2 separate regions of the Homo sapiens genome follow, and region 2 is linked to region 1. The links are chromatin loops, found by intact Hi-C in ENCODE. Cell type or tissue: CD14-positive monocyte. All regions are shown on one strand. Each heading gives the region's core, and the rest is flanking DNA. Links, peaks and the distances in the headings are about the cores only.

Region 1 (5,372 bases), core at 194-5,193:
GAGCCATTGATTATATTAAAACAAAAATACAGACACACACATTTTTAAAGACAAAATTGAGACAACTTCAGCTTCTCGCTGGCTGCCCCCCAGCCACTCCTCCAGCTCCTGGGATCACACACACACATGCACCACCGTTGGGGATAATTTGGTGAAAAATGTCTAAAAGATTCAGGCCGACAGAAACCACAAATGTCAACAGGAACCATCCTCCGTTCTTTACAACTACACTTAGAATGCTAACCACAGACGAGGTCCTCAGGCGCTCTCCCCCCGACCCCTCACCTTTCTCCCCGTCACTCTCTCCAATTTAGTTCTTTCCTGCCTTGGCTCCTATAGGAACCAATAATTACTAGGTCTCCACAGCCTTGACTCTCCTGGAGTGAAAAGTGAGTTCTGGGCGCCATCTCGATTTTATCAGACTGGAAATCGTTTTCAGTATCAGCAGCCTTTCTCTTCAGGAAGGTGAACCAGCTTAACCACAGCTGAGCGTGGGGAGGTGGGAGGCAGACTCCCTGCGAGGCTCAACCTCGAAGGGCCAATGGCTGAGCAAAGCTCTGCGTCTGCAAACAGTGGCCTTCAAGGGTTTTCTGGGTGATTCTCAGCCTCTTTCCTGGGCTGTCTCTCTCCAGACACCTCCAACTTCCTCTCCGGGCCTTTGCACAGCCTTCTCTGTCTGCCTGGTTTCTCCTATGTGTCCTTAAGAGCCAGCTCTGATACTAGTTCAGGCCACCTCCCTTTTTAGTCCAGCTAAGCTAATCACTACTGTAACCAGGTGGTGAGCTGGCACATCTGAATCACCAAAGGGCTGATTAAAGCACAGATTGGTGGGCCACACTCCCAGAGATTCTGATTTTGTAGGTCTTGGGAGATACCTGAGAATTCGTATTTCTAATATGGAGCTCTTGGCTGCAGCTGCTTCTTGGGGACCACCCTTCAGAACCATTGCTCTAACCTTGGCTACTCAAATCGTGGTCCACGGACCAGCATCATCAGCATCACCTGGGAGCTTGTTCACAATTCACAATCTCAGACCTAATAGGCCTAATGAATCAGATTCTGCATTTGAACAAGATCCCCAGGGGATTCCAGTGCACATAAAAGATTGCAAAACACTCCTCCAAACTGAGCTTCTGGAAGACAGAAACTTTTTCTTACTTTTCTGTGTATTCCCAGTACCTGGCACAGGACTGAGTAGGATGCAAAGGCTGGGGCTGGAGCAGTCATTCTAGCCTGAGAGCAAACCCACCCTGGACAGGTCTGCCCACGTTGGTGCACATCAGACTGACCAGCACACACTCCCAGCAGGTCATTTGGCACTTAGAAGAAAGAGCAATCAGCATCTCCAATGACCCACTACCCACTAGGTTCTGAAATCTCACAAAAGCATACCATCACCTTTACACCTGGTGACTTAAAAGTCAAACCCGAGTTAGCAAAAGGAGAGTTTCCACATGTATGTTCTTACACTCTCTTTCTGGAAGGGGAGACTGACTTCCAAACCCCGGGGCAGCTGCTCATAGGACCTAATCCGGCAGGCTGCAGCTCCTGGCTGCCTGGGCTCCGACTGGGAACTCCATTTTCTATTTACAGCTTTTTCCTCATTTTGTTGTTGTTGCTGCTGAAAGTTCCTACACTTACAAACCTTTTATCTGCCAAGCCCCCGGGCTGACTATCACAGGACTGGAAGTGTGGCGGTGTGTTTGATGATGGATAAGCTCACCTCCATGCCTGCTCCCGATCATTTAGGACACAAAACTCTGTGCTCTGGAGCGAGCGTGGGCTGCCATCAGCTAAGCAGATGGATAATGTGGGAGACAGATCAGCACATCTGGCAGAAGAGGCCCAGAATTGGGTGACAATGAATGTTTTCATCTGGGCAGATGTAACAAAATCTCCTCGCTCCCTGCATGGACTACTCCTTGAGGAAGTAGCCCACGTCTGAGCAGCGTCTTGCATCAGTCACCACGCAGTTACTTCACTTCGGTGCCCTCGAGTGAGAAGTGGAGGAGGTCAACTTGATATAAAAGCTGTACAGCTAAGTTTTGCTCAGAAAGTACCTTGTAAAATAAACATATGGGTAAGGCCATTTAAAAGAGCCCATTATTATGTGTTAGATTATGGACGGAGCCCTGAGCAACCAGGAGCCAGGGCAGGGGGCTGAGTCCAGGGACAGAGGCGTTCCCAGGAGGAAGGGGCACAAACTCTGCACCTGTGATTCCAACTCATGCTCGCGTTTCAGCCGATCCGCCCCCCTCCTCTCCCCGATACTGCCCGAAAGCATTCTTTCCTATAACGTGCGTTTCCCGGGGCAGAATGTGTGTGGTGGCAGGAAATGAGGGCTGAGCGTTACCAGCTAGGAAGGGGTTTTTTGTGTTCCAACATTGAGGTCCTGGAGTTAGCTCTTGCCTCAAAACCCGGTTTCTTTTTTGCCAGCCCACCAGCCCAGGATGGGCTCACGCCGAGGCTGACGAAACCCAGTCCTGAGTCAAAAACATCTGCCTCCTGCCCGTTTTCTTTCCCAACTCCACATGGTGGGGCCTCCAGGGGCCTCGGGACCACCTCGACCGCATGTCTATGGGGTCAGATGCATCAGATACCATCGCCACCTCTGCCTTCTTATCACCAAGGCTGGCTCAGGGTGAGCCGAGCAGGAGGCTGTGGGCCTGACCTGTTGCTGCTTCCCTTATTTCATCCTTTTGTCCCCCAAAGGATGGGCCATTTGCCAAACAACAATGGAGGCTTCCCCGGGACCCTGTTTTCTTGACATTTCCCTTCTTTGGGACACTTCCCTCAGCACTCAGCCAGCAGCCCTGGAGGGTGCAAGGCATTTCACAGCAGGACAAGGGTCTTTGAGGGCAACATCTCTGTGCATTGAGGGTGCTGTATGTTTGGAGACCGACCTGGCTTTTCTCACTCTCCTAGCACTTCTAGTTTGGCTTCACCACCAACCTCCCCTGGAGACCGCTGCCTTTCTTCCAAGTTCTGGGGTCACTGAGGAAGCCGCTGCCTGTGCACTGCCCCAGCTCAGCCCCTCCTGGTACGAAGGTCATGGCATATCCATCACGACTGTAACCAGCAGATCCCTGGACTCTGCCCACAGAATTCCCCGAGCCGGGCCCTCCCTCCTCCTGACCGGGGGCAGCTCCTCCTCCCAGCCTCATCTGCTCTCAGGTTTCTCTGCTGTCTGCCTCACAGCCCCACCCCACATTCATCATGCTCTTTGAATTCAGAATTTCACTGAAATCCCCAAGGTCTTTCCTTACCATACAGCCTTAGTCACTAACTTCACAGATGTCATGAACTTCCCATTCCTCTTCTTCATGATCTCAGACAAATGTTAGCATCCAACTTTGCATTCTTACAACACAGCTATTATTTCATTATCATGATTATTCTTCATGCCACACTCTGAGGTTTGTTTCCGAATCAATAGAAGATCATAGGTTTGGCCCCTGGTGCTCACCTTGCCACGTCCACCTGGCTTTATTTTCATAGCATTATTCTTTTCTATTTGGGTAACGGGCTGGAAAACCTCCAAGTTGAGAGGCTGTGGCTTTTTCCCAAATCAGAAAGCAAGCTGAGGGTGGTAAAGGAAAAGAACCCTTTTTCTTTTAAACTTGCTTCATGGTTGAGAGGTTGTGTTGTCACATGTGTGTGAGCTTGTGCACGTATGCATTTGAATCTCTGTCTGTTTCCTTCTGATCTTGGCCATATGGCCACAGTGCCTTGGGATCAATCTGGGAAGGGATAGTGGACTCTGGTTTGGCAAACCTAACGTCCATTCCCAAATCACTTCTCTTTTTCCTGACTCCAAGAGGAGACTGAAAGAGCTAAATGCTCACTCTCCCAGTCTTTTCAGCAAGGGGCAGCCAGGGGATAAATATTTCATAAATATTCATGACTCCTCTTATACTTATTGAATATGTATATTTGGCCACCTGCTTCAGCATAAATTCCTGTCTTATTTTCTCCACCCTCAAAGTGCCTGTTTCCAGCTTCTGGCCGGAGGCTCTGCTTCCCAGCCTATCAGAATGGCCACCCTGCAGGATACAACCCTTTAGGAGAAATAAAGCTCTCCTTTCCAAATGCATGAACCTTGTCATTCTTCAGCTGACGGTAGGATTTCGGAAACTTCACAACAGAATTACATAAGTGTCTGCGGGGAGGGAGGGGAGCGACAGAGAGAATGCTGGGAGTGGGGAAGGTGAAACCACCTTTGCAAAATTATGCCAGTGAGAGAAATATGACATGCCTGACTCCATCTTGCCTCTAGCCTCACTGGCTGGATGTCTTTGCTCATTCTTGGGCGTGGGCCAAACTAATTTGGGAGAAATTTGGTTTCCAGTTTAAATAATGATAGCCCTTCCCCTAAACTCAACTTAGGGTTAGGGTTCTTGGTTTCATTAGTTCTAGGTCTCATCAGTTCTTGTAAAACTAATGAAAGACCACCAAGTTAGGAGGATGAGAAGGGCTTGAATTCTAAATAATTACCAGCCATTATTCCAAAGGTCATAAGACTTGCAACTTCCCCAATTACTCTTGCAGATAACATCACTATTGCAGAACCTATGATTGGCCTTTTGAGATGTCTTTTTAGGTTTTTGCATTTCTGACACACTGATGACCCCCACCTGGACCTGCCAACCAATCCTATGGCCCTCACCCAGGAACTGACTCAGCACAAAAGGACAGCTTCTATTCCCTATGACTGCATCTCCAACCCAACTAATCAGCCTGCCCCCTACTCCAGCCCCCTGCCCACCAAACTATCTTTGAAAAATCCCTAGCCTCCAAGCCTTCATGGAGACTGATTTGAGTAATAACTCCATCTCCCATGTGGGGTGGCCGGGCTGGCCTCACATCAATTAAACTCTTTCTTTACTGCAATGCTGTGATCTTATTATAGGAGTTATTAAGAAATTATTTTAGGCAGATAGAGAGGAAAAGGGGTCCTTGGAAAGTTTTTGTTTCTTTTAAAGCAGTTCCAGAAAAGTTTTCTTGTCTGGCAGGAAAGCCCCTGGTCTTAGAGCTGGGCTGGCAACCTTTGATATGCAAATGCAGGCCATTAGAAACTGGGTACCCCCAAACATGGAGATTCCCCCTCTCTTCTTCTTGCCCTTGCCCCCACATGTGCCTGACAGCATGGCCGCCCCCTTTTATGCCCACACGTGTAGAACATCATGGCACCCTGCATTTGCATATTAAAAGGCTAGAGCAGGAGGACCAGTTTTTTCACGGGCTACGTGAGTGACCTACCTGGTCAAACCAATCCCCTGAGCCCTACGCAAATCAGGCACCACCTTCTCCAGCTTCCTCACGTAAGCAGACACATTTCCGCTGCACACAGGGTTTCCTCTCTCGGCTTTGGA
Region 2 (5,372 bases), core at 120-5,119, 53 kb after region 1:
AAAGAAAGAAAGAAAGAAAGAAAGAAAGAAAGAAAGAAAGAAAGAGAAAGAAAGAAAGAAGGAAGGAAGGAAGGGGAAAGAAAGAGAGAGAGAAAGAAAGAAAGAAGGAAGGAAAAAGAGAGAAAGAAGGAAGGAAGGAAAGAAAGAGAGAAAGAAAGAAAGAAAGGCTCATGTTATCATGTTAGCTGTTTATCACTGGGCCCTCTGGACTATCTTCCCACTTGAGGTGACACAGTTGAAGAGAGCTGTCCACCTAGAGCTGGAGAAGCCACCTTTGACAGCCCATCTGCGGCACTTCCTACCTTCTCCCGATCTGCCCGCTAGTGCTCATGGTAATAGTAGTACCTCTGCCACCCTCTGCTGCCACCGTCAACTAGTCGCATCTCAGTGGCTGCTGGCAACCTTGGGTTCTCATCTTTCTCTCCATCCGGTCAGATAATGCTTTCATCGTTACATGTTTTCGTTTGATTTCTTTCCTCCATTGGATCTCCTCTGGGAGAAGGGGTTGGGAGTTGGGGACCTTACCAAAATAACTCTTTCAGTTTTGCACTTTCAGGACATGAAGTTGTTTCCTCAAGGAAAATGAAAACTGGGTCAGAAAAGGTTCCAGTGTACCCCCACACTATACCTGAAATGTCCCTGCTTCCTCACACCTCCCCCCACCAGCCTTCTTACTCATGTGATTTTTCTCTCAGGAATCACTCTATCCTTCGGCAGTTTGTCTTCTATCCCCTTCCCACCAACTCTTCCAGGTCAGACACATCTCTACATCTCTGTGGCCAAGCTTCAGCACTTCCTATTGAGCTCCTGAGCCTCCTTTAAATTAAAAAAAAAAAAATGGCTGTGCATCCGCTTCAATGTCCCCAAATACCCACAAGCACATGGATGGATTTGCCAGCTCAACACCCAGAAAGGGTTCTAGAAAGTGTGGAATCACCTAACTCCATGCAGGGTCCAGACAAGGCTGCTGTTCTAAACCCAGTCATACAGTTTGATTAAAATCTTTGAAGAATATAATTCAAATGGACAAATATCGAAACGTGAACTGTGATTTCTGGGTAGTGTGGGTGATATTCACTCTTTTTCTTTTTACTTAGCAGTATTGCTTGATGTTCCTATAATATCATATTAGCATTTTGCAATAAGTTATTCATTGTAATTGAGATATGGGGGACTGACACAGGCAGTGGCAGTGAGAATGGAGAGAGAAAGAAAAAGATATGAGAGTATCTAGAGAGTCCTAGACCTGGTGACCAAGAGAGTGACCAGGAGCTAGGAAAACACCAACCAAAACAACCACTAGACAGCATATAAATATTGGAATTACAGAAGGGACATGTGGCAGATGCCAGGGTCTCCTTGACATCCTTTCTTCCTCTCCCATTGTTCAGTAACTGAGTTCTTTGGGGCAATGGACTCCATGCCAGTTCTACAGGTCCCCACCCCACCACAGGTCTCTGTCAAGGAGCCAGACACCATCCACCTGATGTGGTTCAAACAGCACAGTTCTGAGCCATTCAGCAAATGATATTCCCCTGGCCACACTGCTCACTTCAAGGGTGATCCAACCAGCATAAAGCTCTAGATTTGAGCTTGAGAGTTGTGGGAAGACCTCCTCCCGGCTATTGTGTGTATTTAAAGAAGCCCAGGCTGCAACAGCAGCCATCCTAGGTCCAAGAAGGCAGCCAGCCTTGGAATGAAACCAACACAATAGAAGGCCAAGCAGCCAGACAGGAACAAATTGGATCCCTGATGGCAGCATGGAGCCACTGGATTTGCTGACCCAAAGTCTATCCTGCCACTGGGCTTTCCAGTTTAATGAGCCAATTAATTGCCTGATAATTTAAAGTGTCCTGGCTAATTCAGAGCTGGCTGGGAATGGGGTGGAAGATGAGAAAGACAGCTGCTAAATCCCTGCAAGATGTTCAGGACCCATGTCCAGGAGGCAGTTAAAAAGTGGAACTTGGACCTTGAACTCAGGATAGAGACTTAGACTCAGGAATGAACCTGGGGGTTACTAAAATATGTATCAGTCAGCTACTGCTGCATAACAAACTACCTCCCCAAACTCAGAAGCATGTGAGATGGTCAGCTGTGGGGGCTCTGCTCATTGCTGCTAAGCTTGGCTGGACTCAGGCTCCACATGTTTGTTAAGACTCCCAAAGCAAATCACATAGTTGAGTCCATCTTCAGTTGGCTGGAGAATGTATATTCTGCTTCTGCTTCAAAGTTGTATTGAAAAGGGTGTGGTTTCAGGAAGAAATAAAAGCTATGGGACAATATTGCTCTCCATCACATGGTGTCATTCCAGGTGAAGCCCAGGGCATGGATAAAATACCCTAAAGAAAATATCAATGAGATAAGGGGACACCAAAGTCTATGGAGCAGAAGATGGGCATATGAAAAAGGTTTTAAAAAGAATCTTCACTTATTGATTGTATAGCTATTTATTGAGTTCCAACTATGGGTTGGGCTCTGTTTCTATTTCTGGGGTGGGAAAGCTGTCAAAAAAAACCCTGCATCATGAAGCTTCTATTCTAGTAAGACACTGGGGAGACCAACAATATACAAGATAAATAATAAAACACGTAGAATGTTAGCTATTAAGTGTTAGTATAAGAATATTTAAAGCAAAGAGGAGAAGTGGCTATGTAGTGAAGGGAGGAGGGGTGAAATCATAGTGTCCCTGGCCAGAGAAGGATGCACTAAGAAGGTGTGAATGAAGGGTCGAAGGAAGTCAGGGAGGGAGCCATGCAAATACCTTCGGGAACAGAAGGAACAGAATGTGCACAGACACAAAGCAGGGGTGTGTCGCGTGTTCAGGGCATAGTGCATAGGGCAGTTGGCTTGAACAGAAGGAATGGGGAAGAGAAGTAAGAGATGAGTCAGTATGACAGGGCCACTCACAGCCTCGCACGTCATGAGGACTTTGGTCTGGAAGGAGTGAGCTGGAGGCCAGGGGGGAGTTTTGCTCAGAGGAATGACATGATCTGATTGTAACAGGATCCCTGTGGCTGACTTAACTGACAAAACTGATATTAATTTTACTGATGTTGACAGAAGGCTATAGCAATGCAGAGGGGAGAGGGCAGGGGAGCTAGATCTGATGCAGGAGGATCATTAAAAGGCTATTGTGGGGAGCTGGGAGAAGCTGATAGGGGCTTGGAGCAGGGTGGGTTAGTATAGGGGGGAGAATGTGACCTGATTCTCAAGCCAACCAACATAATCTGCTAGGTAGTTTCATGTGGGGTGTAAGAAGTAGAGAGGAATGAACGTTCGCTCCAAACTTAAGCAATTGGAAGAATTCACTGAAATTGGAGACAGATGTGAAGAACAGGTTTGGTGGAAACATCAGAAGTCTGATTCAAACATGGTGAGCTTCAGATGCCCACTGAATGTCCGAGAGCAGCAGATGTCAAGGAGAAGCTCAGGTGCACCAGTCTGGAATTCAAGGGGAAGGCCAGGGCCAGCGAGTATATTTGCCAGTGGTCAGGATATAGATGATATCTAAAGCCAGGAAACAGCATGAGGTCCCGTAGGGGTGAGTGAGGACAGAAAAGAGAGGGGCTCAGAGGACTGAGCCCTGATGACTCCAACGATGACCAAGGATTACCTTGACTTTCAAGGTCAGAGAGATGAGGAGGAGCCTCAGCTGTGCTTGGGGGTGGGGTCAGCTGTGGGTACGGGCTGCCCAATCTGAGGAAGGTGGAGAGCATTTCAGGGAAAAAAGAGAGAGGCTCCAGCTGGATCTGAAGCTGATGGGGAGGTAGAGTATGACGAGGGCCAAAATCCTCCTTTAGATTTGGTGACTGGGATGCCAGTGATTATCTTAGTCAGAATACCTTCAGGGTGTGGCAGAATCAAAGCTAGGCTGTGGCTTCTGAGATTTCAGGGGCTTTTGGAGGAGGAGGAAATGGAGGTGGTGAACTTGGACAAACATTTAAGAATGTTTGCTACAAAAATTACAATGATGATGATGGTCGCTCACTAATATCCATCATCTATTCTAAACACTTTACATGCATTGAATCAATGGAAAGCAGCACAAAGAGATAAGGTGGTTTCCTGACACTAAACCGGGTCCCAGAAAGGTGTGTGCCTTTGGCTGTGGTGTGTGTGCAAATACCTGAAACCACAGAGCAGGTGGACAGGCTGAAGGGAAGGAGGCAGTGACAGAAGAAGCAACAGACACCGGGAGGAGGGGATGACTGGGAGCCCCAGAGCCTGGATCTATTGGATGGAATTCAGAGCCAGACAGAGGGACTCACCTGAGTGAAGAAGGAGATGCACGCTCTGTTCCCAAAGGAAGAAGGGAAGAGTGGCGAGAGAAATTTCATTAACTTACTAAGAAGGAGGCCAGGAGGCCAGGTCATTTGGAGGAGAGAGATGAACAGGGTATGGGAGATACTGAGCAGCCGCAGATGGCCTCATTGGGAATGGAGACCAGGTGGGCTGTGTCTACCAGAAGTGCCGAGCGGCCCGAGAGCAGGGGGCCCAGGAATGGATGAGCAGAGTATCGGTGCCGAGAAGTCACCAGAGGAAAAAGAAACTGAAGGGAGGAACATGAAAGAGGATGGAGTGACGGCCCACAGGATCGGGCTTGGCAAGGACAGAGTTAACCCTGGTGGGAAACATGGAGTTGGGGAGGGCAAGGAAGGGAGGAAGGATCTGAGGGAGCTCATGGGGGAGTGCAGTGTGTCCAGGGACAAGAAGGAGGCATGGGAAGCCCAGGGTGCATTCATTTCAGGGGTATTTGCTGAGAGGCCGCTGTGCACCGTGCACTCCCTCGGAGCCCTGGGCACATTAGGAGGTGGCATTTAGAGTGGCCTAGGGGGCAAGAGCCGGAGTCACAGAGTAGATGAGACTGCCCAGGAGACCATGAGTTAAGAGACAGGAGACTCAAGGGTAGAACTTCAGGGGAAATGTCTCTTCCATGAAAGGGGTGAACAGGAGAAGTTGTGCCAGAGCCCTAGGGAAGGAGGAAAGCTCCCGACCCCCAACCTCTACCCTACCTGCCATCTGCCCACTTCCATGAGCTCCATGAGTGAGCCCTGAAACACAGGGGAGGAGAGAGGTTACAGGGTAAGGGGACTGCATCTGACCACCTGACTGAGGAACAGTCTTCCTCTACAGGAAAGTCATTCTCCCCTTCTGAAGGTGCGGCTTAGAGACGGGAGGACACTTAGGAAGCAGTGAGAAATTGGATATGCAGCCACCAAGCCAGGGCAGCTGAGTCCACCTGGTGGCCGGTGGGTGACATGAAGGCAGTACTATCATCTCAAGTGATTTCAAGATAGGTTGCAGCAAAGTTATCAAAGATGGTCAGTATTAATGACGGCCATGGAAGCTCCGATTTGTGTAGACTGGATCTT

The links. Peaks named below come from ENCODE experiments on the same cell type or tissue, not always from the same donor. Only the 100,000 strongest peaks of a DNase experiment are listed, where the experiment ranks them.
Region 2: it touches region 1 in a loop (2.7-fold over the local background); 3 of 110 quality-filtered maps call a loop at or near these places.

What each region holds. Positions count from the first base shown.
Region 1 is chr2:236,969,729-236,975,100 of GRCh38, forward strand. All of the region lies in intron 1 of COPS8-DT (COPS8 divergent transcript), which reads right to left. Among named protein-coding and RNA genes, the nearest start is that of COPS8-DT, 110 kb to the right of the region's middle. In CD14-positive monocyte, for the core only: no CTCF peak of the experiment used is centred there; DNase peaks (open chromatin) are centred at 1,953, 3,253 and 4,623; H3K27ac peaks cover 2,784 bases.
Region 2 is chr2:237,022,384-237,027,755 of GRCh38, forward strand. All of the region lies in intron 1 of COPS8-DT (COPS8 divergent transcript), which reads right to left. Among named protein-coding and RNA genes, the nearest start is that of COPS8-DT, 61 kb to the right of the region's middle. In CD14-positive monocyte, for the core only: no CTCF peak of the experiment used is centred there; a DNase peak (open chromatin) is centred at 2,918.